2 separate regions of the Mus musculus genome follow, and region 1 is linked to region 2. Evidence: chromatin loops called from intact Hi-C (ENCODE). Cell type or tissue: heart. All regions are shown on one strand. Each heading gives the region's core, and the rest is flanking DNA. Links, peaks and the distances in the headings are about the cores only. Region 1 holds the start of Narf (nuclear prelamin A recognition factor). Region 2 holds the start of Metrnl (meteorin, glial cell differentiation regulator-like).

The links. Peaks named below come from ENCODE experiments on the same cell type or tissue, not always from the same donor. Only the 100,000 strongest peaks of a DNase experiment are listed, where the experiment ranks them.
Region 1: a loop joins it to region 2, with 2.5 times the contacts of the local background. A loop is called at or near these places in 1 of 42 quality-filtered maps.

What each region holds. Positions count from the first base shown.
Region 1 is chr11:121,228,467-121,243,645 of GRCm38, reverse strand. Narf (nuclear prelamin A recognition factor) reads right to left here and starts at 6,410. Exons shown (of 11, transcript NM_026272.3): 1 at 6,295-6,410; 2 at 5,129-5,227; 3 at 1,002-1,145. The coding sequence starts at 6,321. Cybc1 (cytochrome b 245 chaperone 1) reads left to right here and starts at 14,337. Exons shown (of 7, transcript NM_144832.2): 1 at 14,337-14,607; 2 at 15,176-15,179. In heart, for the core only: CTCF peaks have their summits at 5,928 (motif pointing left), 6,397, 6,920 (motif pointing left) and 7,966; DNase peaks (open chromatin) are centred at 6,525 and 6,865; H3K4me3 peaks cover 2,257 bases; H3K27ac peaks cover 2,882 bases.
Region 2 is chr11:121,693,891-121,709,069 of GRCm38, reverse strand. Metrnl (meteorin, glial cell differentiation regulator-like) reads right to left here and starts at 6,643. Exons shown (of 4, transcript NM_144797.3): 1 at 6,275-6,643; 2 at 955-1,340. The coding sequence starts at 6,444. In heart, for the core only: no CTCF peak of the experiment used is centred there; DNase peaks (open chromatin) are centred at 5,709 and 6,749; H3K4me3 peaks cover 2,347 bases; H3K27ac peaks cover 1,622 bases; H3K27me3 peaks cover 761 bases.

The DNA.
Region 1 (15,179 bases), core at 5,498-10,497, 470 kb after region 2:
GCCAGCCTGATCCGCACAGAGTGAGTTCCAGGATAGCCAGGGCTACACAAAGAAATCTTGTCTGGAAAAAACAAAATAAAATAAAATAAAATAAAATAAAATAAAATAAAATAAAATAAAATAAAATAAAATAAAATACCACGTACAAAATAGACATGTTAACCAACAGAATTCTAATACACCTACAAAAATCAACATCGTAGAAGGTAACAATAAAATGTAGTGTTTCACAAAACATCAGTAAACCCTATCACATCAAGAAGTTGCAGATACAAAGAATCAAGGAGCAATGACACACATTGATGGGGCCAGATCCTCAGGCACACCGTTGTCAAGAACCCTGTATGTATTTATCTACTCATTTATGTTCGTATATACATACATACACACACACATACATGATTAGTACATATGCATATATATACATGATGGATAGTTTTATGTCAATTTGACACAAGCTAGAGTTGTCTGAAAGGAGGGAACGTCAATTCAGAACATGTTTCCATAAGATGCCTATTGTGGATCGTGTCCTCCCCATGCTGGTGATCCTGGGTTCTGTAAGAAAGCAGGCTGTACAAGCCATGATGAACTAGCCAGTGGCAGCACTCCCCCATGGTCCCTGCACCGCTCCTGCCTCCAGGTTCCTACCCTGTTTCAGTTCCTAACCTGACTTCCCCTTCAGTGATACACTAATATGTGGGTGGACATGTAAGCCAAGTAAATCCTTTCCTGCCCAATTTGCTTTTGATCATAAACTGGTCATAAACACTGGTATTGTGTTTCATCACAATAATACTAGGACTCTATCACCCACCCACCCACCCATCCATCCATCCATTCATCCCTCCATACTAGACAGATGTTCTACTGTTGTAGTTGCCCAAGGTGGTCTTGAACTCGCTTTGTAGCCTAGGCAAAATGTGAGCTTGCATGCCTCCTGCCCTAGTTTCCCAGTAGCTGGAATTACAGGCCTGCCCCATCAGTCCCAGCTGACACCATACCTTATTAAGATTCAGGACATGAAGGAAGTCCTTGGCACTCTGCTGAGAAAGCTGGACACCTTCCTCCACAGTCACACAGCTGTCACATGCCAGGCAGTCACTCAGAAATATTTTTGCATCAGCCAATTTATGGAACTCTCCCTTCTGTGAAAGAAAATGGTGTTAGCATTGTTTCTTTTCTTTTTTCGGTCTTCTGTAACAGGATTTCAAGACCTGGTTGGCCCCGAACTCCCAGAGATCCATCTGCCTTTGCCTGCCGAGTGCTGGGATTAAAGGTACTGCCCGGCTGGTAGCATTGCTTCTTTAGGGATGGTAACTGCATAAGCACAATAAAGAAAATAATTGACATTCAACATGGAGACAAAGTCATGGCTGAGGTGTCAGGAGCTACTGGGCAATGATTTCGGTTCCGAGCAACTCAGGGAGGTGAGGCACATGTCATGGCCAAGGCCGCTGCAGGCTCCAAGGAGCCATGCAGATTCAGTCAAGGGTGAACTAGCCCAGCACTGTCATGTGGGAAGATGATACTCTGTGCCCGTTGCAAAGTGGCCTGATGGCCATCTCCTCCTCCTCTTCTTTCACCCTCCCTCTCCAGTGCCCATGAGGCAGCTCCTGGCTCCCCTGCCTAGCTCCTCCAGCTCCACACCAAGGAGCAGACTTTCCATACAGTCGGGACTGACTTGAGGCTTGCACCTGTGAGTAACACAGACTCAGGCCTCAGAGCCCAACTCTGAACTGTTCTTACTCATCACTGCCCCACCCACACAGTTAAAACGGGGACTGAACACCTGGATGCTAGGACACTAGGACCCTGGTCCCTTTAACCCCATTCTGAACCCCCACTCCCATTCCATTGCCTGAAGCCCCTGACAGCACTCTCAGAGCGGGGCTCACAGCACAGCTTTTGCCTGCTCTTCCTTGCCCTATCCTGCCCCTCGGGGCTCACATTCAGTCATATGGGCTCTGACTATTCTGAGTCCTGCCAGAAAATATTCCGAATGAGCTCTCACCCATCTACTGGCCCCATCAGAGCTGGCATCCTGAAAATTATTTTCAGATCCCATTACCACACAGTGTAAACTTGCTTGTCCCCCTTAATGACCTAACAGGGGTTAGCACCTCATGTTTCTTATGCTCCCTAGCATCTCTGAGAGCCTAGAAGGTGCTTAGGTGCTAGAGATTAGGTGAGTGTCATAGCTCTCCTAGCAAGTGCAAGGCTCAAGTTCAAATCAGGTATTAGTAAAAAATGAAACATATTAAAAACAGTAAGTGTCCAGTTAGTGTTGGTAAATTAACATGGGAAGATGCTAAAGTAAGCAAGAGTCATTTCAGTCAATTACAGAAGCTCTAGGGAGGAGTCTATGCAGTTTTTTTTTTTTCATAGTTTGTTGATATTTTTTAGATAGGATCTTGCCCTGTAGACCTGATCTGGCATTCACTATGTAGCACAGAAGGGCCTTGAACTTACAACAGTTTCATCTTAGAACTCTGAGTGATGGGATTACAGGTGTGTGTCAATATGCTTGTTTTCGTTTCTAGTATATGTGTGTGTGTGTGTGTGTGTGTGTGTGTATGTGTGTGTGTGTGTGTGTGTGAGAGACTTTAAAATAATGTTCTCAGCTAAGCACCATGACACATGCCTTTACTCCCACCACTCCAGAGACAGAAGCAAGTGGATCTCTTGAGTTTAAGACCAGCCTAGTCTACATAGTAAGTTCTAGGCCAAGCAGAACTACATAGTGAGATCCTGTCTCCAAAATAAGTAAACAAACAAATAAACAACATTTGGGGTCCAGGTTAGTTTCCTAGCCACCCCCTCACCTTCCTTCCTTGTTCTTGTAAACTGCTAGACTCTACGGAGGCCTTCTTCTTTTGATATAGTCCTTACCACTTCCAAAGCAGCTTTCCAGTTCCTGTTACCAGGGTCCCCAGGTCAGCCCAGCATCTCGCTATGCCTTGGGCTGTCTAGCTAGGCACTGGAAGCTGATGCTGTCTTCTAAGTGACTTCCATCCATTCTCCTCCTGCTCCCTGGCTTCTATATGGCGCTTGTGTAACCTATCCTAAAGCATACATCTGAGGGGATGGGGGAGGCCACATATACACAGATTTAAAAAAAAAAAAAAAAAAGATACTAGGCTTAATGACACAAGCCTTTATCTCAGGACTTCTGAAGCGATCATTGAACTCAAGGCCAGCAGGGTCTACATAGCAAGTGTGACCATCTCAAAAAGTAAAATAGGGGGCTGGAGAGATGGCTCAGTGGTTAAGAGCGCCGAATGCTCTTCCAAAGGTCCCAAGTTCAAATCCCAGCAACCACATGGTGGCTCACAACCATCCGTAACGAAATCTGATGCCCTCTTCTGGAGTATCTGAGGACAGCTACAGTGTACTTACATATAATAAATAAATAAATAAATCTTTTTTTAAAAAAAGTAAAATAGATAAATAGGAGCTGGAGATAGCTCAGCAGTATAGAGAACCCAGGTTAGATACCCAGCATCCATACAGTGGTTAACAACCATCTATAACTCCAATTCCAGGAGATCAAACATCCTCTTCTGATCTCAGCGGGCACCAGGCATTTATGTAGTGCAGACATCTATCCGATGGTCCATCCTACCTTCAATTCTTACCTTCAGGGCCCAGTCTACCAACTTTTACCCAGCATCCCTTAGCCTTTTAAAAATTATGCCCACACTAAACTGCCAAGATGTTGGTTAGACTGTGTTCAAACTTATCTCATCCTTACCAGAACCCTGGGATGGAAGAAACTCAACGCCTCACAACACTGATAAGAAATAGGGCCTCAAAAGGGTTGTTTTATTTTTGGAGATGGAACTTTACTGTGCAGTCTAGGCAGGCCTCCCCTTCTAAGGTATGCCCTAATATGTCAATGGGATTTTATATGACAGGGTAGGCATTAGGGTACAGGTCTGGTGTCTAAAGCATTGGCCCAAACTGATCCAGGACTCCAGGGACCATTGCCTCTTGGTGCACTGCTGCTCCCCAGAGGCCTGCTTCACAAAGGACAGCACTGGACACACAGGAGGGCCAGAACTATGCCCATCAGATTAAACAGTACATCAGAAGTACTAGGTCGAAGGAAAAAAATTCCTGCCACCTACTTCCCCAATGTCATTAATTCTACACTTACATAAAAAAGTTTTATATTACATTGACTGATTGCTTTCTTGTTTGATGTTATGTGTGTGTGTGCAATATGTTGGTGTAAAGGTAGAAAGACGACTTGTAAAAACTGGTCTTTTCCTGTCACCTGTGTTCATAAGTCTCCAGATGTCATATATGGGTTCTGGGGATCAAACTGACATCCTGAGACTCGGTGGCAAGTGTCTTTACCGGCTGAGCTATCTAGTAAGCTCTAAAATCAATTTGTTTGTTTGAAATGATTGAGCTCAGAATTTCAGGCTAGCTAGCTAAGCTCTCTATCAGTTGACTAATCCTTAGCCCTCCCTCAGTTTTTGTGTTGAGATAAGGTCTCATTATACAGCCTAGGTTGACCTTGAGCTGGACCTCCAAAGGTGTACCAGCATTCCTGACTAGTCCTAATATTTTCTAAGACAACTGTGACTGTAACCTTCTCTGTGAATCCATAGTGTGGCATGACACATGCAGTAGCCTCTTCAGAGCATGAAGTGAGACAGGTATGAAGCTCAGCTCCAAATGTGATACAATATGTGATACAATGTGATACAGTATGTACAAACAAGCATCACAACTAGCTGAAACAAGAACTGAACTAAACAAGCAGCTTAGTTAACTTAAACAGCAAGCTTAAAGAATCATGGAACTTGACCCTCAAGTCTGCATGCATTACAGAATGTGAGTTCCTTCCATTTTATAGAATAAGGTTTCAACACTGTACCACAATATTCCTATTTCTCAAGCAGTTCCTGGCCTGGTATGTTTGAGAAGACTCAAGACTGTCCTATACATGGCTCTTCCCACTTTTACTTCAGTCTTTCTTAGAGCAGTGAAGTGCAAGGTAGTATAAGACTGGACAGAAGAAACAACAGTAGCCACTCCACTCACACTCACGTTAGGCTGACACAAACCCGATCCACTCACGCTCACGTTAGGCTGACACAAACCCGAAGCATCTACTTGCCTCTTCACTCTCCTTGGCTGGGCTGGCCCCATCGCTTGGCTGGGCCCCATCACTGGACACATTCTCCTGGTCATCAGTTTTTGATTTTTTACTACATTCCTTTAAAAAAAAAAAAAAGGATGGGGGATGTTAGAAAGGAAAATTATTTTTCTTTTCTCTATTTTTATTTATCTATTTTTTTCCTTTTTAGATCAAGTCTTTCTACATAGTCCTGGCTGTCCTGGAACTCACCATGTAGACCAGGCTGACCTCAAATTCACAGAAAGTCTGCCTCTGCCTCCTGAGTGCTCAGATTAAGATGTGTGCTACCATATTTTTTTTTAATGAGATAGGGTCTTGATAAATTGCACTGTCTAACTTTGAGCTCCTGCCTCAGTCTCTCAAGCACTGGGATCATTGGTGTGTACCACCGAGCTCAGTCAAGAATAATTTAGTGTGATGCCAAAAACCAAAACATATCCTGAGCAGTCGATCTTACTTCTAAGAAACCCTTTCTACAAAATAAAATCATCCATACTTATAGAAGGGTACACATAAACACTCACACCCTCCATTTGTATTGTTTGTAGTAGTAATGAAGAACAGGAAGTGATCTAACGGTAATATATATAAGAACATTTAGATGTGGCTATTACACAAGATTACAGGCGATTCTCTGAAAAAAAAAAAAAACAACGTATGGAGTATTTGGATATGATACAATTCCTGTAAAAAAACAAAAAACCAAACGAGATTCCTGCACATGCATCACGTGTGAAGGCAAGTGAGGCAGCTGTCAGTCACTTCAGCCACCTAGTGGAGCAGGACAGGAGGGCCTGCCTGCCCTTTATTCCTTCTCCACTTCGTTGTATTGAAGTTTGTTGTTGTTTAAGTAGAAGAGCCGCTCAAAGCATCATTTCTAATTACTTTATTAATCGTTCACTTCCACAACAGGGTGCCGGGACTGAGATCAATCCCCGGCCCCAGAACAGTAGCTTCCACGGACAGTCCCGGCGGTGCACTCGCCTGCAGTGGACAACAGCCAGCTCGCCGCCCAGTCCTCTGCAGACAGGTGATGGCTGTCAGAGGCCGACATAACAGAGCAAGGTGCACCCGGCTGAGCCCGACCCTCACCACCGATTCCAGCCTTGGCTTTCGCCCCTAGCCCCGCCGGACGACGCACCCACCTTTCGTGTGCAGTGCTCACACTTCATCTGGAGTGGGACTGGCAGGAGGCCGACGCGCCTAAGCTGTGAGGAGTAAGGAAGACTGGAACACCGCCGCCTGCCGCCCGCTAGCGACCTGCGACCCTTTGTTGTCTTCTTGCACGGAGGCCCCGCCCCAAGGACTGTAGTAGACCAATGAGAGAGCCTAAGCAAGATGAGCCACACCCCTGAGCCAATGAAAAGAGTGCAAGGATGGTATGGCACGCTCACCCCGCCTCCGCCGCTTAAGCCAATGAGAGTGTGAGGAAGTGGCAGGTCCCTCCCAGGAGCCAATCAGAGAACGGGGGTGGAGCTTGTCCCTCGACTAGTAGTTGCCCGGCCGGGACATATCCTCCTGTCAGTTTTTGCCTGGTTAAGGACTAATGGGGAAAGTTGGCAAAGGCGGGCGTATGAGGCAGGAAGAGTGCGCTGACCGAGCGGACGAGGCCGAATCGCGGCGACCTCAGAGCGCCTTGCTCAGTGGCCGCGGCCTGGCCCGCTCAATCAAGTTAGCGTCGTAAGTTCTGCTCTACTGCGTCTCCTGGAGGGCGGAGCCGGCGCCGCCCTCTACCGCCGCCATGACCAGCCAGCGAAGCCTCACGTAGGCCGGTGCGGCACAAGTGCACATGCGCAGCAGGCTTGCTTTGCTTTATGGGCAATGCTGCTGAGTCTGGCGTGTAGATTCAAAGTAGGCTGACCTTGAATCTTGGCGAGTTAGCGCATGCCTTTAGTCCCAGAACCCAGGAGACAGAGCAAGGCAGATCTCTGAGTTCCAGGACGGCCAGTACTACACATGTACCTGTCTACAAACAAAATGACAGGTAGGATGAGCAGGCCTATTGGCAATTACCCAACACTCAGGAGGCTGAGGCAGGAAAATGATAAAATTAAAGCCAACACTGCCCTATACTGCTACACAGTGAGACCTGTCTCCAAGGCAGATTAAATGCATTATTCTTTTGTTGTGTTCCAATCCCCTGGGAAAGACCAAAGACAGACTCAATTCAAATTTAAATTAAATAAGTGCATTCTTACTCCTACCTGAAGGACAGCGGCTTTAGAGCCAAACAGCATGCTGGAAGAAGGCTAAAGGAAAGCTTTATAAAGTAGATATCATAGCTGCACACCACCTACAGAATAGGGCAAGTTACATAATATACAAAAGATGTACCTTATCTATGGAATCCACAGCTGGGCAAGAGAATCGTCCTGTGTAATAATGTACATATAACTCCCCTGGGACAGCTAAAGAAACTTACTATAGTACCAGGCATCCCTTAAAGGCCACTGACCTTTGACCTGGAATGTCAATAATAGAATGAGATTATAGGATAATGGTTTACCGAGGGAAGTGTCTCTAATAACTGAGAGCAGCCTGTTTCTGGACCAGCAGTAACAGTGCCCCCAAGTTACAGCTGGCTGTCACATCCCCAGCCCTAAATTCTCTGAATTAGCTTGTTAAATGGAGTTTGTTTTTCAGTGCCTTCTAAAAGCTGAGTTTAAACATATCATTAGAAATATAAGGGGGCTAGGGAGATGATGGCTAAGAGCACTGCCTTTCTTTCAGAGGATCAAAGTTGGTTCTTAGCACCTGTGACTGACTGGCTAGAAACTTCCCGGGCTCCAACTCGAGGGATCTAGCGCCTCTTCTGGCCACCGGAGGCAACAGACACACAGTGCATTTGCTCACATGCTGCCAAAACGCTCATAAAACAAAAAGAAATATGAATTTAGGGCCCAGTGAAACGGTTTAGTAGGTAAAGCAAGGTAAACCCCTGCAAGGTGTCCTCTCCTCCACTTGCTACTATGGATGTGCGCACACACAACATAAAGAAATAAAAATGTTAACATCATTGTGAGTTTACCTTACTTTCAGTTCACTAAAATTATTCTCAGTGATGTCGGGAGTACGGGCAGTCGCCCGAGGAGCTCCAGGTCCTATCACCAGAACCAAAACCTGTTCTGTCTCACAGCTATCTTCTGGTTCTCTTCCTCTCTCCTGTTTCATGCAATTTTCCCATGTACATGGAAAAAATATATATGTATATGTGTATGTGTGTGCATTTGTGTATATACTTGCACACATACAGATGTTGGTTCTCTCCTACCATCCTGGTTCCAAGGATCAAACTCAGAACCAACTCTAGGAGCTCAGCCATTTTGCTGATCCTCTTGATTACTAACTGCAAGGTTAGGCAAGACTAGAGAAGGGAAGACAGGAATCATAAGACTGTCTAGTTGTCTAGTTGGGGAGTTTCTTTTGTTTCTACATTCTTTGAGCTACACTCATATGAACTGTCAACACATTCTTTTTGTTCTGCACGCTTATATAGCTAAAACTGTTTTTATTCTCAAAATTCTGGTAGAAATAACTTGATATCAAGTACCCTTCACTACTGCGGAGAGCTGTGTAAAGATTACTCTTACACTTAAGAGTCTACAAATGTTCAATGACATATTATATCTGATTTGGTTATCCTGCTGGAAGCCAGTCAGACACTATGACCCACACCTTAATGCTTAGAAGCAGTAACCAAACATTAACGTCCACACCCAACTTGTGGAGTTTTATTAAGATGGAGTCTCTTGAGGCTGGAGGAATGGCTTAGCAGTTTAGAGCATTTGCCATTGCGGAGGACCTGGGTTGATTCCTGATTCTGTGTATTGGTTCCCAACATTTCCATTAACTCCTGTCTCCAGGGTATGTGACACCCTGCTTGGTTTTTGTTGTTCTTTTGGTTTTGGGGGATTTGTTTTGTTTTGGTTTGGTTTGGTTTTGAGACAGGGTTTCTGTGTGTAACCTGGCTGTCCTGGAACTCACTCTGTAGACCAGCCTGGCCTTGAAATCTGGGATCCACCTGACTCTGCCTCCCAGGTGCTGGGATTAAAGGCGTGCACCATGACTGGCTGGCAGCGACGCACTCTTTTGACCTCTGTGAGCACCAGACATACATGTGGTACACATACTACACACAGGAAAAACATTTACACACACAAAATAAAATCAAAGGCCAGCTATGGTTTTGCACTTCTTTTATCCAAGCGCTTTGGAGACAGGCGGATCCCCACGAGGTTAAGGCTTGCCTGGTTCACACAGCGAGTTCCGGACAACCCAGAACTAAAGTGAGGCCCTATCTAAAAAATAAACAAGTAAATCAAAATAGATCAAATATGTATTCTATATTGAGCCACATACACAGCCTGCAAGATGTTTTCTTAGGTCATACTGAACTCTTCAGGCATGTACTTCTTATTTATTATTTTTTCAGGGTTGTGTGACAGAACTTCCTGATTTGTCATTATGTCACAACATACACATGATCCTCATCCCAAAGAGGGAGCCCATGACAGACCACAGTATGGATCCCACCAGAATCTAACCTGGGGAAACAATGAGTTCTACTGGGTTATTTGCAGGAATATGGGTGAGGGGTTATGAGAGTCAAAGTGATTCAAAGTGCATCACAAAAGCCAACCACAGCTTGGGTGACAGCTCACAAATCTGGGACCCTGGAGCACATGCCACAGCTTACAGGTAGCTCAAGAGGTTGGAGAGTGTCTCTTTTCTAAGTGTCCCAGTTGGTCTAACCCTCTTCCAGGCAGCTGGTCTGGTCTGAGAGTTTTCTTAGCAGCTGATCTTCCTTCTGTCTGAGAGAGACTTTCAGCTTTTGTTGCTTATATGTACTTTCCTGATAAAATATTTATATTGGGGGCTGGGGAGATGGCTCAGCAGTTTAGAGCACTGGCTGTTCTTCCAGAGGACATGGGTTCAATTCCAAGCCCTCACATGGCAGCTCAAAACTGTACTCCAGTTGCAGCAATTCTGACAGCTTCACACAGAATGCATGCAGGCAAATGCCAATGAATATATAATAAATTTTAAGATGTTTATATTGCCCTGTGTTGCCATTATAGCTCTGCAAGTGGATAATTATAAACAAGTTTTGCATAACCAACACCAGTTTCTGAGAGGTACAGAAATTGTTCAGTTTCATTAAGCATAGGTGTTGGAAAAACAAACTACCTACACTGAACCAATAGAGCTTGCTTTCAATCTGCCTTCTAGACTCTCAGCTACACTCAAAGCAACGGGGTTTGCTTAGTCTCAGGCAAATGCTCTATCGCTTAGCTCAATGATTTTAGCTTACTACATAGGTACTGGGTTACATCTCCGAGAGGAAAGGCTTTCTCAATGAGAGCAGTGCAGCTGTATGCTGAGGGGGAAAGCTTTCCCCAATAGTTGCACAGCTCTGAGGGAAACCACCAATGTTGTTAAACTGTCGTTACAGTGGAAGTGTTACAGCTCTGAAAGGAGATCATTCTAGCAGTAGGGAGCCAAGGACTACCACAAAGTAACCCGACACAACAAACCTCATCAAGAGATTTGCTGTGACAGAACAAAGAGAGTGGTTGCCTATGCTTGGATGAGAAGTAGATTGGAGTTGAGCAGGAGACAGGCTTATATAGGGCTTCTTCGGGGAGGAGTTTTGCCAGGAGCCTGCCCAGGCAGTTTTTCTACAGGGCAGTCCAGCCATGGAGGAGATAAGGTGAGTGAGTGCGGAGGTGGCCAGGCAGTCTTGCCCCTGTGACTGACTGGTAATCAGGTGCTTCTTTATTTTACAGGTTTCACAGAACAAAAGACAATTTCACAAAACAATGATTATTCAGGAAGTATCGATTATATTTGATTTTTCACTTTATGTCCAGAGTTACAAGTTCAGTCACAATCAGAAAATACAAATAGAACAGATTTTATTTTTATCATCAGCCCTATAACTCCAATTTAAAGAACCTAAAGAATGTCTCCTCCAAAGCAAACACATTTATTACATGACAGCCTGCTTTTTGGCTGGCAATGTTTGCAGTTTTAAAGCACTCCAGACAAACAAAATATCTGAACTGGTCTTTTTATTAATAACAAATACTAATACCTAACTTCTTTTATTACTTCATCACCTATGCTATAAAGTAGGAAAAATTTATTTTAGTCAACCTATGTTACTTACTGAGTTAGTTCTATTCCTCCAAGGGTGTATCCTGTACAACCCCCTATCTTTAAACTTCATTTTCAGAAAGCTCTAAGCATACTGTAAAGGGAGGCCTTGAATGTAACCTATTCTCCTGGCCAGTCAGAGTTTGTCAGTTGTCTCGGTTTACCCTGCACCAATTACACTGTTTGAGTTAGCTCAGGGGGTGATACACCAAGAAGTTTCCTGCAGTAATGGTCTTATCTAATTATGTGTTTATCTGTGTTTTAATGGTCTCCAGAGCATAAGGAAGGCTTACGCATACAGCCAGATAAGGTTAATTTTAGAATTTTCCTAAGAGAGACTGGAATATAATTTTTCTCAGGAAAAGACACAAAGTGAATCATAATGCAGAAAGTCCCCAAGGATGCAGCACACAGAGACCAAGCCTCAAAGGTGACAGAATGGCAGTGATCACAGCATTCAGCTCAGCTCAGCTCAGCAGGAACTGTGTCAAGCAGCTGTGCTGGCTTTGTGACTGTCACTGTTTCCAGTCGATGTGGCTGTGCCAGAGCTTTCCAGGGTGGAGATTTCCAGGGTGGGGATTGGTGAGGTTTCAGTTCAAGCCCAGGGATTGGTGGGATTTCTAGTTTAGGGATTAGTGGTTTTCATGCTCAGGAATTGGTGGGGTTTGATAGAGTTTTCAAACCCAGAAGTCGGCTTGGATCTTTTGGCCTACAGGTACAGGCAGAGGTGTCACCTACAACAAACCTATTAGGGGAAATAAATTATTGCTAGACTGTGTGATCTCCAAAGTTAAGTGTTTTTTAAAAATTAACTAAAAGCAGCTAGATATAGTGACACACACCTTTAATCCCAGCACCTAAGAGGCAGAGGCAGGAGGACTCTGAGTTGGAGGCCTGCCTGGTCTACATAGTGAGTTCTAGTGTAACAGGGCCCCAGGCCTTAGCACAACTGACTCACGATGGAGGTACCATTCAAGCTGTAATCTCGGCACACAGCACAGTCATGGCTAACATTATGTTCATGGCTAACGCTAATGTTATGTTTACAGTTTAAAATCTCTGGGCTTTTTGAGAACTGCAAAGCAAAATTAGACTTCCAAATGTTAAGGGCTGTTAAAGGTTACTTTTTAAATTTCTGTTTCTGCTTCGGTAAATAAAGCTTGTTTTGCATAAGAGGACCTTCTGCTTGTACTAGCACAGAATGTAACTTGTGGTTTTTGCCTTTATAAACCCCTGACTGAGGTGACTGGGGACTGCATTCAGGAATTCCGAGTCCTGGGTGTAGACCTGGTGCCAGTCTATAAATAAAAGCCTCTTCTTAAACTGGGCAGTTCCCAGCACTCAAGAGACAGAGGCAGGTAGATCTCTGTGTATTTGAAGCTAGCCTGGTCTACAGAGTGAGTTCCAGGACAGCCAGGTTTTGAAAAAAAAAAAAAAAAAAAGGAGAGGGAGAGATAAAGAGAAAGAGAAAAAAAGAAAAAAAAAGAGAATAAATCCAGCTTTAAACTGAGTATAGCAGCGTGTGCTTTTAATTCTAGCACTCGCAAGACAGATTGGGCCAGATCCCAGAGTTCCAGGCCAACCAGAAATACATGCACACACTCACACACGCACATCATACAGACAAGCAAAAACAACAAAAAACAGGGATCGAGAGTTGGCTCAATAGTAAAGAGTACTAGCTACTTTCCCAGAGGTCCTGAGGTTCAATTCCCAGCAACCACATGGTGGCTCACAACCATTTGCAATGGGATCTGATGCCCTCTTCTGGTGTGTCTGAAGACAGCTACAGTGTATTCCTATACATAAAATAAATAAGTAAATATTAGAGAGAGACTGCCTCATCCAGTTTTCTCAGTATATACTGTAACTATAAATTGACAAAACTTCAAGGGTCATGCTGTGTACTTTTATAAAGTCATTATAAAATTAGGAATCCCATAACAAGTAGATCTAAAGAGAACGGTAAAGTAATGGAAATCTCTGCTCCAGCATGCCGTCCTAGCACCCACAGATCATCGTAGGTATGTTGGAGGCAAACTACAAAATAGGAACATGTGATCCAGGTTTTACGTCACTAGTTATTGTGTGTTAGGTCTGAAAGAAACCGGGGACAAATGGCTAACTGAGGTGCCTATTGACCATCAAAGTAGATGATGGCCATGCTCTCAGCAAGTACCTGTTACAGAGTCCTGACTCCTCAGCTCTTGCCCACTACCCTAGACCTCTCTAACCCTGCCCAAGCCCCTGCCTTCCCTTCCCTTCCCTCCCCTCAACTCCCCTCCCCTTCCCTTCCCTTCCCTCCAACTTCTCTTTGCCTATAAAACCCAGACATCGTGACTACGTGCTGACATCTGACATCGTGACTACGTGCTGTCTGCCCTCTTGGTCTTTTGTCTCCATCTCGCCTCTCTTCATCTCTTACTCTGCCCCTCTCTCTTTCCTCTCATGGCTCTATTCTGCTGGACATGTTCAACCAGACGCTTCCATATGTGCTTTCCCTCACATTTACAATAAGAAACTCGTCAACAATACCTAGGAGTGGCCATGTCCCCACTTTCATTTATTGTGCATCTTTTGTTAGATTGACCTCGGGTAGTCAGATCATGTTTGCTATACCTTAGGCATCTGGTGAATATGACCTCTTATCATTTCCTGAAAATTACAGATCTAGCCAGGAGGCGGTGGCACACACCTTTAATCCCAGCATTCGGGAGGCAGAAGCATGAAGATCCCTCTGAGTTCCAGGCCAGCCAGAGCTACACAGAGAAACCTTGTCTGGAAAACCCAAAAAACCCCCCAAAAACAAACAAACAAAAAAACCCAATCCAGATCCACTCACTCCCCAGGCTTCTAAACCACGCCCATATCCTGCTTAACTAGGAAACCTCCTTGAGTGACATCTTTCTTGGTTGGCCAAGGGGCTAAATTCAGGTGCCCTACCTGTCCCTGTCCCCAGGAGTGTGAAGCACAAAGGCACAACCCCCGACTGCGTAATCACTCAGTCTCCACCCCTGGGAGGTTCCCACCCAGCTCTTATCCCGGAAGTCTGCGGAACAGAAGTCCGGAAGTTCGAGGGGCTGTTCTCTCCCACTCATTCTCCTACAAGTCCCTCGTTGTCCGCATAGGTGCGTGTCCTACAACTTTTCGGGTTCCGACCCGCCGAGCCCTGTGCGGGTCATCGCTTGCGGATCTGGACCAGGCGCAAGGCAAATTGAGGAAGCCGGGCGTGTGCACTCCGGAGGAGGAGCCAGCGTAACGGGCCGCTAGTGGAGCTTGTTGGTAACTGAAGCCAGAGGGAGGCAAGTTATGTGCCTAACTAGGATTCTTGAGGATGTAGGGTATGAAGCTTGATTGCCCCTGGGAATCCAAGGAGCCACTCAGAACTGGGGCCTTGGGTGTTAATCTCCAGACGTCCTGCCGCAGTGTCCCATTAATTCGGCGCATTTGGGCCATTGTTAGGTAGTCTGGCGTCAATAACAGGGATCTGACAGCTTATGAATGTAGAGACTCATACACGATGGTACTTTCACTTCCCGTTCTTGGTGGGAAGAGTTGTTTCTGGAAGATTCGGGTAAGGTGCCGGAAGCCTGAGTTGTGTGTGTGTGTGTCGGGGCGGGGGAGGGGGAGGGGGCTTACTAATGGAACAACTTAAAGATAAGAGTTCAGTCAAGAAAAGGGTTCACAAGACTGGGGGCTTGGAAGTGAGTTCAGACCAACACCAAATTTGTGAGCTGTGTAGCCCCGATGCCCATACATAATTGTGAGTTAAGTGGGCTCATAAGAGAAAGGTGTTCGGGGTCTGCTGTGGACCTTCCCCTGGCCTCCTGACTGGACTAATGAGGTGCTGCCTATGTGCACTGGTTGCAGGCTT
Region 2 (15,179 bases), core at 4,461-9,460:
ACGTGAAAACACTTTCTTATCACTACAGTCTGTCACACAGAAAAACATCTGCTGTGTCCAAACAAAAGAAAAAAAAGAGAAAGAAACAAAACCAACTCCACAGCTTCAGCTATTAGGCACACTTGCCACCTCATTTGGAGTGGCCTGGTTTAAGAGAAATGTGTGCCCGAACCTCAATCAATCAGCATCCATAGTTGTCACTGTGATAGGAGTTCCTGACTACTCTCTCCTAGTGAGGAGCTCCTCCCAGGTTTACCTACCCCAATTCCCAGCAGGCACCTAGCTACACAGCTCCCTTTCTCAATCTCAGGCCCTACCATGTACTTGCCGGCTTCTCCATGAGGCTTCTGGCTCTATCTTGTGGAGATGGAGCTGGGTCAGCTGTGCTCTCCCTGGAGACCTTATGTGTCTTCCTCAACCCTAATATCCATCCTCAAAAGCCTCTGGGATGTCACAGCTTTATGCTGTTCTGTTCCCCACCCAAAACTATTTCAAGTCTACGGCAGACACCAAAAACCGGAACCAGTGTGTAGGACAGCTGGAAGGGTAGGAGCTCCATCTCAAAGGAGCTGCAAACAGTCCTCTAGGGACCAGAACTACAAGCCATTCTCAGGGATCACAGCCTCCTATCACCTCACTTCCCTCGAGTCAGAAGCTCCAGGGTCCTAAGGGTACACAACAAAGAGAAGTCTTCTTAAAAGGGGGCTTGGATGAAAAGGATGTGTTCAGTTTTAAGGTCCAACACTCTCTCACTTTGCAGTCCTTCAGTAGGACCAAGGATTCATGGGACAAGTGTGCCTCACTGGACCCATAGACATAGGAATGTTTCACAGAGGTGAATTCAGGAGGTAGTAGGGGAAACAATCAATGTGACTAGTGAGCCTCCAATGTTACCTAAGAGGAAGCAGCAGGACAGGTTAGCTAGCCCATACTGTCCCCACACAGGGTACTCACCAGACAGCACGTGCAGGTCCAGTCCCCTCTGCCCACTCATCAGCTCATACTGGAAGCCTGTGGTCCTTCTGCTGATGTCCTGTTGGGGTGTCGCCTCCACAAATAAGCCTCCCTGCTCCAGGCTGAAGCACTGCACTTGGCCAGGCTCACCTCTGATGTCCCGCACCAACAGTCTTAGTTCTCCAGTTTTTTCCAAATAAATATTGGCTCCAGAGGAGTCCCTGAAAGGCTTGATGCACACAGTCAAGTTCTGGGCAGGTGAGAAGGTGTTGGGCCGTAGGTTAACAATGAGCGCCCCAGTTGGGTACATCCACTCCACAGAGCCTGCGGAGCAGCGCAGGTACACCTGCTCCACCTCCTTGCTGCGTGCCTCTCGGGTGAGCCCACTGTAGGAGGAGGAAACAGGGTCAGCCAGGGTCTCAGAGCTGAGGTCCCACGTACATCACCCTAGGCACAGCCTCACGCATGAGCCACTCACACTCACCCGGAACATGCAAAGGCAACCCACCTCTCTCAGCTTCCAGTGGACTTGCTCCAAGAGGAAAGCTGAGCAAGACCCAAAGCTCTGATGGTACAGACCACGCTGGCTCCCTAGACCCTAGATACACCCCATGCTACAACCCAGGGCACCAGAGTCTTAGTAGCTTCCTTAGCCATGGAAATGGCACCAGGAAGCTACAGCCAAGAATGATCTGGGCATTCCAAGACATCTAGCAAAGCAGACCAGCAGGGCCACTGCACCACCAAAGGTTTCCAGACACTCAAAGAAATGGAAAACAAGGATAAAGCTTGTGTGTAGAGATGCCATGGGTGCCAAACCAGCTGGAGGAGTTAGCCACAGGAAATAAGAGATCTCAATTTTCCTTAAGGCAATGATCTGACCATTTGTCGTTCATTCTCAGACCTGAAGTTTATTTCACCAATCATATTTAAAAAAAAAAAAAAAAAAACGAGTACCATTAAAGCAGAATTCATTATGAGGGTAAAGGAAACATCCCTTGGGGAGGAGTCTAAAGAACAAAAGGACCTTTAGATGAGATTCCTAAAGTAATAAGTTTCCTAAAGTAATAATTTGATCTCATGCATGCTAAATGAAAGGATGCATGTAGTATGCTACACCCTTGTGAGGCAGTATTGTTTAAAAAAAAAAATCTGAAGCTCCTGAAAATGCAGAAGTTTCTCCTGCTCAAACTATAAAGCAAAAGTCAGCTTGTTGCTAAGGTTACATCATAACCACAGTGGTCTTGGAAAGAAAGCAGCGGCTTCAGCAAAGAGTTCTATTACAGGCGTTTGGTTCTGATCTGATCCCAGACAGGTTCACCCACATTCTTAGGATTTTTATGCAAAATAAAAAAGGCTCTATCCAGAACGTCGACTGAGTGAGTTACCAGCAAGCTTTTCTGCAGGCGAGAAAATGCATAACACATGGCACCTTTACTGTGAGTGACTCATGCTTCCGGCCCCCAAAACCTCATTTTGTATACAAGGGCTACAGTAGTCTAAGACTGTAAGTCACCCCACGACCACATCAGAGAGAAGCATTGTGGGTGAACCCCTCCTGACCTGCTTCCCACCCCCACAAGGCTCTGGGCCAGGAACAGCCAGCTAGCAGGCACTACCCAAGTCACACATGTAGAATAAACTTACAAATTACAGCCAATAAAACTCACACAAGTTCATTTGACACCTATGCAGGAATGGGCATAATTATAGCATTATATGAAAATTAGACTAAATGGGCACATGGCTAAAACCTAATGATTGTGTTTCTCTTTCTCCTGTCTCCAACATCAAGGGACAACTGACACTTACACTAGAACAGTCACAAACCTCAACTTACAAATATAAATTATATTTAATATAAAGCACCCAATATGAGGTTTTGCTTCCTGAGAATCAAGAGCATGGAGGCCTCACTACAGAGACTCTGGGGGCCTCAGAGCATGGAGCCTCAGTGCAGCAGAGGTGGATAAAGAGAAACACTATCCTCCACAGGATACTCAAGGGGACACAAGGCCAGCCCACAATGTCCAGACTCGGGGCTGCCATCCCAGCAGCCACCTGCACTATGCGGTGCCCACTACACCCACTTAATTGGAAAGAACAACATGAGGGCAGAGAGGGCCCACAGAATGAGATACCTGTCGGCCCACCTCTACTCTGGCTTCACTAGCTAAGGAAAGGATTAACCGTGCATCCCAGGACAAGCAAGAGTGTTTCCCTCACACTCTCCTAAAATATTCAGACCACTAAGAAAACAACTAGTAGCCGGATACAGGAGCTTTCACATCAAAGCTAGTGCATATGCACAGCCCATGGTTAGACAAGCAGGAACTAAAGTAAGGGGTCCCTCAGCCAGACAGACCTCTAACGAAGTCAGGGCAGGTTCCCACTGCAGTACCTACTACCCCAAATCTCCATCTTAAATGCCCAGCATCATATCATCTTAAATGACCACTGATCCACAGGACTTTACCGTCGTGGTGAGATACAGATGATACATCATGCTCCACAGCTATGATGAAGTTACAAATATAGACAAAACTGGTCCTGGTCTACATAAAACTGACAGGAATGATCTGATCATAAGGTAAACTGAATAAATGGCGTCCGCGCTTGTGTGTGTGTGTGTGTATGTGCGTGCATGTATGTGTACGTGTGTGTATGTGCGTGTGTGTGTGTGTGTGTGTGTGTGTGCGCGCGCGCATGTGAGTGTCTGTCCCAGGAGCAGCACAATGCCTTGCACATGCTGGACAAGCACTATATGACTAAGCCATTTCACCAGCCCAAAGCTTTCTTTTTTTTTTTTCCAATCAGCAAGGCTCACTACCCAGATGAACACAAATTTTAATGGCCTTGTAAGACAAATCATAAATTCCAGATTTGTGTGAGGACCCGAGGATGTGAGCAGGACTTGCTCAGGTACACTGCTAATACCCACAGACAAGCTACTAGAACAAGACAAGGGTCTCTACAAGGGTTTTGGATCCAAGAGAAACCAAAAGGTTCTGCTGCTAAGTCTTGCCTTTCATTTCCCACCTCACAAGACAGCCCAGGTGTGACTACGCCTGCCGACTTCCCACTGATCACAGTGAGAAAGTTCATGGTCCACCTTTATGGCACTGACTAATCAACACAAAATTTCCAACTTGATTCCTTGCAAACACCTAGCGTCTATATGAGTTAAGTGAAGTGGCCAGGGCTGTGGAGAGCAACTCCCTTCCTACCAGAGGCCAGAATCCAACATTTTGAGTCTTGCTTCACCCATTGATTTGTTCTAGACTGCTTGAAAAGAAAACACTCATAAACACTGTAGAGTAGCAAGCTTGCCAGCATGCTGGGCAGTAGTCAACTGACCTGTGAAGTGCATTTATAAGTGGGGACCATGCCTATAACAAAAGGGAATATTATGTGTTCTCCCAATCCTATCTACCTACCTACAACTACCAGACACCTTCAGCTGTCCTCTGCAGAGCTGTGCCCTGGGAAAGAAGCCCTCAAGGGAATCCCAGAATAGGAATGAGTTGGGGGAGAAGGGCCAGGTAGGCATAAGGATGACCAGCTACTGGACAGTTCCCACTGCTCACACACTTTTGGAGGCCTTGGCCTGGCTCTGGAGAAGGACAGCAAGGGGAGAGGGGGAATCCAAGGGGACAGGTAGCCAGCTCACACTGCCCAGACTTGAATTTGGGGGCTGCCACCCCAGCAGTCACATGCATCACGAGGTAGTCATCTGGTTCCACTTAAATGAGAATGGACCCACAGAAATAAGGTGTCTTTTAGTTTGTCTGTACTCAATCCCTCACTACCTTGGGGAAAGCCACCCCTCACCATAGATCCCCGGGCTCAGGGAAAGGTAGTCTTCCAGGCACATCGCCTTCTAAGAACCTGGAAGAAAAGCAAGTGTCTGGAAACCTCATTTAAAGGCAGGCGTTCCGTTTCTGGTTTTGGTCTGCCGGAACAGGGCACACCAAGATCTGAGGTTAGAGTACACTAACTCAGCAGTGCTGGTTGTGAGCAGAGAATTAATTACCACGGGGAAAGGGCCGCCCGGTAAGAGCTTAGCATCACAGGCTCATGGCCAGCTCTATGATGGCGCCAGCATTCCCGAGGCCAGTCCTCCCTCAGATCCAATCTGCTCTTGTCTGCCCCAAGCCCTCTAACTCCCTGCTCTTGCCAGGCAGAAGGGATTTCTGCGGGAGAGAAAGCTCCAACTCCCTTAAAGACCGGTACTGCAGAGCTCAAGAAGCTGCTCTCAATCTTTCAGTCCAAGCACTCCAGCAGGAGTCTTGATGAGGGTTGATTTTGGTCTCTGTGGTTTTCTCAGAAAGTCAGGCACTGTAAGTGTACAAGATAATCATTGATGCCCTGCTTACGCAGATCCGGGCACTGCCCAACATCCACCTTTCTCAGAAAACCCTCTTGACCAAAATCACCCACCGCACGCATTGCCCCATGAGCCCCCTTCACTGGAGTCTGTGCTTCAGACGAGATCGTGTACCTCCCCAGGCCTGCGCAAGCGCCCTGCCCCTGGGATGAGCTACATCAGACCCCCACCGCCGTCCCAGCCCACGTTTTCAGGAGACCCGCATCAGCGCAGCGCGCTATGCAAACCGCTGAATTGGCAACTTGCAGCTGTAAAAAACTGGCTCTGCAAAGAGAGGGGGCCGGCCGCTGTGCCTGGCGCGTTCTCAGTGTCCAAAGTAGCTACGACTCCTCAGGCACCCCGCCCGCGCACACTTGTGACTTGTGCTTCTTTCCATACGTCACACTTCAGTTAAAACAACAGCAAAAAGTCCTCCGCTGTCACTGCTGATGGGGACGAGAGAGAAGTGTCACAGGAACCCTGTGCCCTGCTGCCAAGGGCGGCTTGACCTTCACCAAGCGGGCTCAGGGCTCTACCCTACTGCATTTGGCCGCAGACAGGTGTCGACCCCATCTCTTTGCCCCAAAGATACGGTCTGCAGCCGATACGGGTCTCGTTTGGACCCCACGCTCTCCACGCCACAGCTGTCCCTCTAGATGAGCACAATCCCAACCCTTTCCCAAGAATCAGAAATCCCAACCGTTGGGAGGACCAAACATGCAGCCTATGGAGCCCAGGAAACCCACTAGGGCAGTATTACGCGCGCGGAGAGTGGGCGTCTTCCGAGCTGGGACCCAGATGCCACCAACTCTTTTGTTCTGAAACCAGAGCTAGGGCGGGGGTCACCGGACTTGGCCAGCATAGCTGTCCCTACCCCGCAAGCTCTGCCACTCGCTGCCGAGGGCTCCGGTCCAGGTCCAGGGAGTCCACGCTGGAATCACCCGCAAGACTCACCTCCCCTTCCAGCTGCACAGGTCGCTGGAGTACTGAGCGCTCGCGCCGCCCAGCAGCAGTAGTAGCAGCAACAGCAGCGGTGGCGGCGGGGGCGGACCCGGCCCAGGGCCCGGGGACCGAGGCCACTGCTGCCCCGCGCGCCTCCGGGCCGCCCACACCGCACCCCGCATGCTCCGGCCGGGTCTGCGTCCGGTGCGTGCCTGCACCCACAGAATAGGCTCTTGAGGCAGAGCGATGGGAGGCGTGGGTCCGCGTGCGAACTGATCACGTCGCGCGTCTATAGCCCATCCCGGCTCGCCCCTAGCCGCCCACCACAGGAGCCGCCCAAGCTGCAACTAGAGAAGCGCGCCGGCTGCCCCTAGAACCTCTGAGCTGGCAAGTTCCCGGACCGTGGTCTGGCTCAGCTGGGGGGCGGAACCGTGAAGCCACCCCGCCCTCGGCCGAGCTCCGCCCCCGCCTGGCCTTCGGCCCGGGCCAGCAGTTCCGCCCCGTGCGCCAGCTCACAGATCTGTGTCCTGCCAGCTCTAGCCTGGAACGCCCTGGTGTCACGCCGCAGATACTCAGTGGGCAGCATCTCGCCGCACAGGACAAGGGAAAGTGCAGCTCGGAGTGGGACAAACGACTTTGCAAAGAACGGGAACAAGGTCAGGGAGGAGGGCTGGGGCTGGGACGAAGAAGCTGTAGGGATGGGGATGGAAGAGTTTGGGCCTGGGGGAACTGCACTATTATGCACGAAGTGAAGAAATCTGAGCTCCTTCCAGCAGCTAGACACCATCTTTTAGACAGCCTGAGTGGCCTCCAGTGCACAAGGACTATTGTGATGCTCACAACTCAAGAGCGGTGGCTTCTTGGGGTTCCTGGCACCCTCTCTTTCTGTTCCCCAGCTCAAAATTTGCCTTGGGAGGGAGGAGAGAGAGAGAGAGAGAGAGAATATCAGAGAGAGACTGAGACTCTGCCATTAGTAAGCACTGGCAGCTTCTACGAGGTTATTCGAGACTCTGGAACATCCATCCCATAGAAAGGCCTCAGGTGTGCAATCAGTCCCCAGGCCACACTTTCAAGTGTCCTGTGGTCTCTTGTTTAATATTCACTTTGTCATCTTGAAGCTGAGGTTTTAGGCTGGATGCTTCTTTACAGTGAAACCTACCTTGGGCAGTGTGGAGCTTTATCGTCATTTCATCTTGGGACCCATTCTATACTTCAATAGTATCTCCCATCCCGAGTTTGACAGATCCAATTGTCTCCAAATATCCTTCCAACAGAAACAAAAAAATAACCATCTGAGAGCCCAGTCTGGCCATGAAGGGGCGTCGCATGGAGATCATGGTGATCCTAACATCTAGTGGGGGAGCTACACAGGAGCAGGGCAGAAATAGGGAGGTGGAGGGACACATTCTCTGGCCTGGAGCTTGATTTAAAAAACAAACAAACAAACAAACAAAACAGGGAGAAGGTGATGAGGCAATCTTTCTTCACTTCAAAGCCCCAAACAGTATCAAATGATGGACGAAACTGGCCTGGATAGGTCAGGAGGAAACAAGGGATTCCAGAGTACCCTCTATGCATGAGGAAAGGCCTAGAAATGCAGTTTATTTATTAGGTGGCAACCATACTGAGAGTAAGAGGGACAAATTTATGTCTTCAAGAGGAAGAGCCAGCACCACCTGTGGCTTTGAGGCCACTAAACAGCTGAGGAAAGGAGAAGGTCTGGGGATCTGGAAAAGACATCTGAAGTTTAAGAATCAGTGTAAAACAGTCGTACAGCTGAGCAGGTCTTTCTACTCAACTAAAACCCAGAACTGGAACCCTGCCTCGAATATAAAGTGATGTCACCTTGAAATTCAAGGCCCTGTTTGATGCTCCAGGGACATACCTGTGCATTGAGAGCTTGAAGGTCTACTCCACCAACGCCAAGGCCCTTAGAGTATACACCTTGTCCCTATCACTGCAGGGTTCCAGTGCACAGACATTATATGAGCCAGGTGATAACCCCAAGCAGGTGAGGAAAGGAACCTGCCAATTGCACACTGTAAACTCTGGCTACTTTCTATATAGTAATCCCTTTTACTAGGGACTCTGTAGAGATGAATACACAATTTGCATGTAGCCAATCATGTCTCATCCATCTTGGAAGGCCTATATGGCTCATCACAGTTCAGATCGTAGCATGAAAGCAAGTAGGAGTGCTATCCGGTGCAGATGTTAAGAGCTAATGACCTACAGTCACTAACAGAGGGCTCAGGTTGACTAAAGCTGGTTCTGTCCCAGGGAATGGTAGAGGCTCATGTGCATTTGTCAAAAAAACAATGGAACACAAGATTGAACTGGAATCTATACTTTGCCCTTTAGTTTATGACATACAAATACTAGCTCATTATTACTGCACATATATTAAGACAAGATGCTAATGACAGTGGGAGGAAGGAGTAGATATCGGAGATGTCTCTATTTTCTTTTCAGTTTTTGTAAACCTTTAAAAATCCAATAAAAAAATTTACAACAAGGTAAGGGTGAATATTTGTCTGTCAGGGTTCTTGCAAGAATCCCATATGACATCGAGGAGGTTGTCTCTGCCTTCCAGGACCCAGATCCTCCTGTAGGATCACTGAAGCAGTTATCTCCTTGTTCTCATCCCCCTGATCCATTACCTAGCGTAGGTTGGGGACAGGGCAGCAGACCTGGTTTTCAGAGCTGTCGCTGGGTTAACTACATTCTGCTGGCTTGTGAAGTTTTGTGCTGTAGAGATCCTCATAGACTCCTGATACCTGTGCTGACCCCTGTCCTGCAACATCTGCAGAAAAGATATCCCCCAACAGGCAGGACTCCTGGGGGCAGGAGAATGATGTAGGCCAAGGCTGTTAGGTTGCCTACGAACCACTGTCCAGTACTCTTAGATCCTAGTAGGTTAACCATGGACTCATGGGGGCCTGGACAGTCTCTCAGAGGTTTCCCAGAGGCCCTTTGGGAAGTTCTGTAAGGAAAGAGTCTGATATGTGTTGTTCCATGATAAGTGGGAAGGGGCCACTTCTCAGGTAACATTTTATAGGCTAAACCCAAGAAGGGCTCCAGCATCTCCCTCCTGACCTACAGTGGGGAGGATTGGCCCCTCCGTGGTCCTTGCATCACTGGTACAGAGTTTGATACAAATATCTGTGATAAATTCCAAGTACAGCCCCAGGGTGGAGCATGTGTAGCTAGTCAGATGTGAGGCTGAGAAGGCATATGGCCTCACAGATCTGAGGACCAGGATAACAAGTACAAGATCAGCTATGTATGTCTGGCCCCAGAGATTTTCTGCCACACAGTGTGAGCTACTACATTTCATGGGACGCAGCAATAGAAAGAAGATGCTGGGGGCAGACTCTGTGGAGCTATTCATCTCTCAATCCTTTTAAACTTTAAAATGTAAATAGGTCCTTGTGAGTGATAGGCTATGTAGCATAGATACTAATACCATATTCTGGTTTCCACAATCTATGGTGTTAGGGCCCAGTTTTAAACCTCAGTTACTTCCAAAGTAGGATGGCTTTAACTCCCAGAGTGAGACAGGGTTCCCAGTGTCAACATGTACCTCATTCTTCGATGGGAGCTGGTAATTGGAGACTCTCAGAGACAAGATTCAGCTCTCTCCTTTAATGGAAGGCACATTAGTGGGAATTCTGTTTCCCCATAGTAATGGGACTTTGTGCCACAGACACAACTTAACAAACTGCCAGTAGTGATAGCTTTTGCCAAATCTTGAGATTTCCAGTGTTTATCAATGATGATTCTGTTGCACAAAATGACTATCATTAAAGAATCATCTGAGAAAAAAATCTGCCTTCTTTCAGCATGTGAAGGTTTTGAAGGTAGCGGCCATGCCCTGCTTTGGCCCTTGGTGCTAATCTGAGAACACTGCCCTACTCAACCCCAACCCCCAAGTCATCTGTCACCCCAGTATCCTCCTCTGAGTTACTCTGTTGACCTTCTGGCAAGGACATAATTATAATAATTGTGGTCAAATGATGCACAGAGAGCCAACGCTTGTAATTTAACATTTAGCAACTGCACTGAGTAACCTGTAATTACGACATGAAACAGCCTAGAGGCCTCAACTCAGCAACCTTCACCTAGCTCCCCCTAACCTAATTTGCTAGCAGGTTTGCTGTCTATGAGTCAGAGAAAAGTGGGAGAAAGGGAGTCTTGGCTGGCTCGACCTTCCTCAGGTCCAGAGAGCAAGGGGCTCAAGGTCCACAGCCACAGATTCAAGTTCAGGCATACTGGCCAATGTATAACCTAAAGTGTGTAAACACAGGGCACCTAAGTGTGGGCAGCAGTGTGGTGCCTGGACGATCACAGCCTAAGGGGCAGAAAGATGTAGTTACCCCACCAGTGGGCACTTGACTCTTGAGGAAGCTCTCAAGGGAGAAGGGGTGGCCATAGGAGGGGTTCAGCTACATCAGAATTCATACATGAGAATGACAGCTGACGTATAAGCAGATCTTAGTTGTTAAGTCATGTGACCACGGAGGCCCAGGCAAAGAAACCTATGATAGAATACCAAGCCATCAGCACGCACCTTTAATCCAGGTACTTGGAAGGCAGAGGCAGGTGGATCTCTGAGTTCAAGGCCAGCCTGGTCCACAGAATGAGTTCCAGGACAGCCAGGGCTACACAGAGAAACTCTGTGTCATACAAAACAAAAAAATCAACCCATACATCTAGCCTATCATTGTTTCTGGCCTGGAAATACTGACCTATATCAAAAGCTGCCTATGAAATTAGGGGACAGATAGTTCTGCCTGGGTCAGGAGAAGATGTCGAGGAGCTGAGGACCAGGGTGAGAACTGAGGGCCAAGAGATATTTATGTGCTCCTGGTACTGTAGTAGCTGAGAGAGAAAAGGTTTGAAAAATAAACTCAGAGAACAGGATGGAATGTAGTGAGGTCACTATATGACCGTGGCCATAATCTAGGGTGTGGCTGAGTGTCCCACCAGTCAGAAGGTCTAGCCTTCTGATTCACATGACAAAAATGACTAGAGGGAATGCTTCCTGTTGCTTAAGGAAAGAGCAGTGTCTCCACCCAACCACTGCCTAAGGTTCTCTGTGTGCCTGAAACATCAGAAAATTGTAGTGAAGTCTGTCCACTTTCCCCAGGAAGTGTACACATACACATCGCCCAAATTATGTAGTAGTCACAGAGGTTATGACCTTTCAGCCCTAAGCACTACAACAGGAGCTCCGTCTACAAGGATGGTGGGCCATAGACACAAAGCTTTACACAGACACCAGCCCTCAGGATGTTGGGGTTTACCCTAGGGTATCTTTGATGTCTCTAGACACTGAGCCGCTGAAGACCATCTGTCTGTTCCTCACCAAGCCTAGTCCCACTGAACAGCTGAGGAAGCCACAGGGCAGTAGTGCCCTCTTGAGAGTTCACAACTGGCATGGGAGCTGACACCTGGCACCTGGATGACGGCTGTCCTAGACAGATATTACCCTACAAGGAACCTGGTAGGGAATCTGCATCTAAGGCTGTCTGAACATATGTGGGCACAGCCCAAACTCAGTCAAAAGGGAGAAGCTGTCTATATGTAGACAAGGGGGACAGTCGACAGTGTAATGGCCACTCAATAATTTCCCAGTTGACCTGGATTTGGTGTCTCTCCTCCTGTCCATAGCTAAGGTCCTCATTGAGAGACTGAGGGCTGGCCATCCCCAACAGACAATGGCTACGTGCACCTCGGTGACTCAGCCCAGCTATCACAGGTGGCTGTATATTCTCATCAATAAGGATTTGTTGCTGGGACATGGATCTACCCATATCATCAACCCATTTAGTCCTGTCTTTAGAGAAGAGATAGGCTCTTGAATGTGCAGCTGGAGGCTGCCCAATGGGGGTAGAGTGGTGGCCTGGGGGCTAAAAGTCAGACCTTCAGCCCTGGATCCATGAGAGCCATAAAAGTGCTAATTCAAGGTAGGGCCCCATGCTGAGCACATCTGAGACAAGTAAATAAGAAAGCAAGATCCAGGAATCCTCCTGTCCTGAGGGTTCCACAGGACAGAAGGTTCCACCCTGAGACAAGAGATGGAGCTTAGAGGATGTTAGTTGGGTCAGATCTTTTGTCTTCAGTTACCTGTGTGTACTACCTTGTTCCTGAGGCCACTGGAGTGGCTTCCCAGGAAAGGAGCATCCAAAGGCCCAATATAGCTCGGCAAGGTCAATACCCTTCACCCCAGCCCACCTTACAGTGTCCAACAGGGCTGGGAATAACTGGATGGAGACCTCAGAAATGAGGATGGGGTGATGTAGTTGCTATGAGAAAGAGGGGGTGACAGGACATAAGGGTGACAGGATGATGCTGGCCCTTACATATCTTCTGTGCCTTCTGTATCCTGCCAATAGTAGAAAACCCATACCTAAGGAACCCCCATGGGTTTCTGACTACAAGAGTGGTTGATGGGGGTCCTTCCAAAATTGCAAAATTGTGAGTGAGAAGCCTGCTCCTTCCTCAGCATTGACCCACTAAGGGATATAGGGAACTTTGAGCCAACACAGCAGGCTAGAGAGCCTTTGCTGCAGCAAGGTCTCAGGCTACAGGCAAGTTGAAGCTTCAGCACTATCTCTCCCTTACTCTCCCTGTCTTTGGGGCAGGGATACTGGGCCCTACATAAATTTTTAGAAGTGAGAAAGCTCAGAGGAACTCTCTTTTAGGCAATGATAGTGGACTGAGCATCTGGCTGTCAATTCAGCCTCGAGAAAGACAACTGGGCCCTAGATGCTATGGACCCTGGACTCCCTCCCACCATGTTCCTATCCTCCAGTCCTTTCACACTTCACCGGATTGGTTTCTCCATAGGTGTTTTACCTTTTCCACCCTGTTGGGGGAGCTAGACAATATCCACAGAGGCCCCTAGGTCCATAGCAATTCCCTACCCCAGCTCTGCTCGCAACTAGTCTTTGAACCATTTGGAACAGCCAGTGTTAGCGGGTATACTGTAACTATTACAGCTCAACTGGGAAAGGTATCCTGGCAGTCAGGAGTCACACTGCACAACAAACCTCACACAAGGGATTTACTGGGAGGGAAAACCCCAGGAGGGTGTCTGCCTTTGTTCAGGCAAGAAGCAACAGAGAACTGAACAGAAGTCATGGTTTATATAACATGTTTTGGGGTGAGGGGGGATGGGGACACTTTCCAGGGTGGTCTGGGATTGGAGAGATTATGTGGCCTGATCCTGGGGCGAGATCAGGGATTGGTGGGATTTTTTTTTCTGTAGGGTGGGGCCTGGCCACTCTTCCATCTTGGGGGAGGTGGTGGAGTAGTTTAGGGAAGTCTCAGGTAGGGGCAGGGCCTAGCAGCCAGAGATGGCTAGGGGTGGAGCCTAGAGGCCTGAAGAGTCCAGGAGTGGGGCTTAAATTGGGGGCCTCTGCATGACAAGGAATGCTGTCCCTGTTGGTGTGAAGAGCCAACATATACTCCTGTAGAGCTGACAGGAGAAGGTGGTCCACACACACACCCGTTACCAAGAGTGTCAGTTCTGAGAGGGTGGGCATTATGAAGAGGCCTAGCTTAGTTGAGGGGAAATTCCAGGCAGCCTGTCTCTGGGAGGGAAGCGCAGGTTGTATAGAGGGGAAACACAATGAAACCACATTAGTAGGAAGAATAAAACCACACATCTTTATATATAGTGTGGAACTGTTACAGCTCTGAGAGGAAGGTGTTCTGGCAGTCAAGAGCCAGGAATGGCCATTAGAGTGTTCTGTGGGCAGAGCCTGGTGGCTGAAGGTCCTCAGGTGTAAGGCCTGCCTACTTGCATGCTTTGAGAGGCCAGGCCCAGCTGTATAGGGGTGGGGGATGGCCTAGGTGGCTGCTTGTTGGAGGTTCTTGGGGTCCAGGTTGGCCATTTGCTGTGCCTTACATTCCCCCACTTTTTTGTTCACTATTGATTATTTACTGATTGTTTAATCAGGGGTCAGGAAAGGGGGTGGATGACACTATCATTACACTACTTCCTGGTGAATGGAGGTGTTGAAGTCCTTGGAGCAAGCTTGATCATCACTCTCAGGGTATAACTGAGAGTTGCAGGCCTTTGACCAGTAATCCCATAGAAGCAACTGACTAAAAGTCTGGTTAGAAATCTTTTGGATCTGTTGTTAAAGAAATCTAAACAAGAAGTTTATGAGGTACGGTGTGACTAGCAGAATTAGGAAAAGAAGGAGAAGGAGGTTAAGAAGGGTAGTACCGATTCCATACTGGATGGCCAATGATCCACTGGCCAGAAGCAATAAGTAGATCCTTCTGATTTTAGAGATCTGTCTGGGGTTGTCAGATCTTGCTTTTTACTATAACTGATTGGTTGACATATAAGCAACATTCCTCCCTGAGAAAGAAGCAAAGCATTCTCTGCTGTTAGTAAGTCTAATCCTCCCCGATTTTGTAGTACCACAGTGGCCAGCTAGTCCGATGGCCCTGGAGTGGTAAGGATGGTCTGTACCACTTGTTGGAGATCTTGGATGAAATAAGAGGAAAACTGATAGTAGAAGTTAGTCCTGCTGCTCCAGCAGTACATATATAGTTATATTGTCTATCTCTTATGTTTTCCAAGTGGTTTGTATAGAACAGGAATTTTCTTCTTAAAGCCATATAATAACCTCCTTGTCCCCACAGAGCAGGTTGAATCCCCGATCACATTGTAGATCTGCTTTAGCTAATGAATCTACCTGTTGATAGATTTGGGTATGCTTGTTTCTAAAAGGTACCTTTCCTGGTATGCCAATAGGCACTGTAGGTAGTTATTTTGTCTCTAACATTCCAGCCTTTTGCAGAGGATAAGGGGCAACATACTCTCCTCTGTAACTGAAGATTAGAATCTAATGAAATTGGAATGTCGTCGTCAGCACCTAGAAATGCGGCAGTGCTA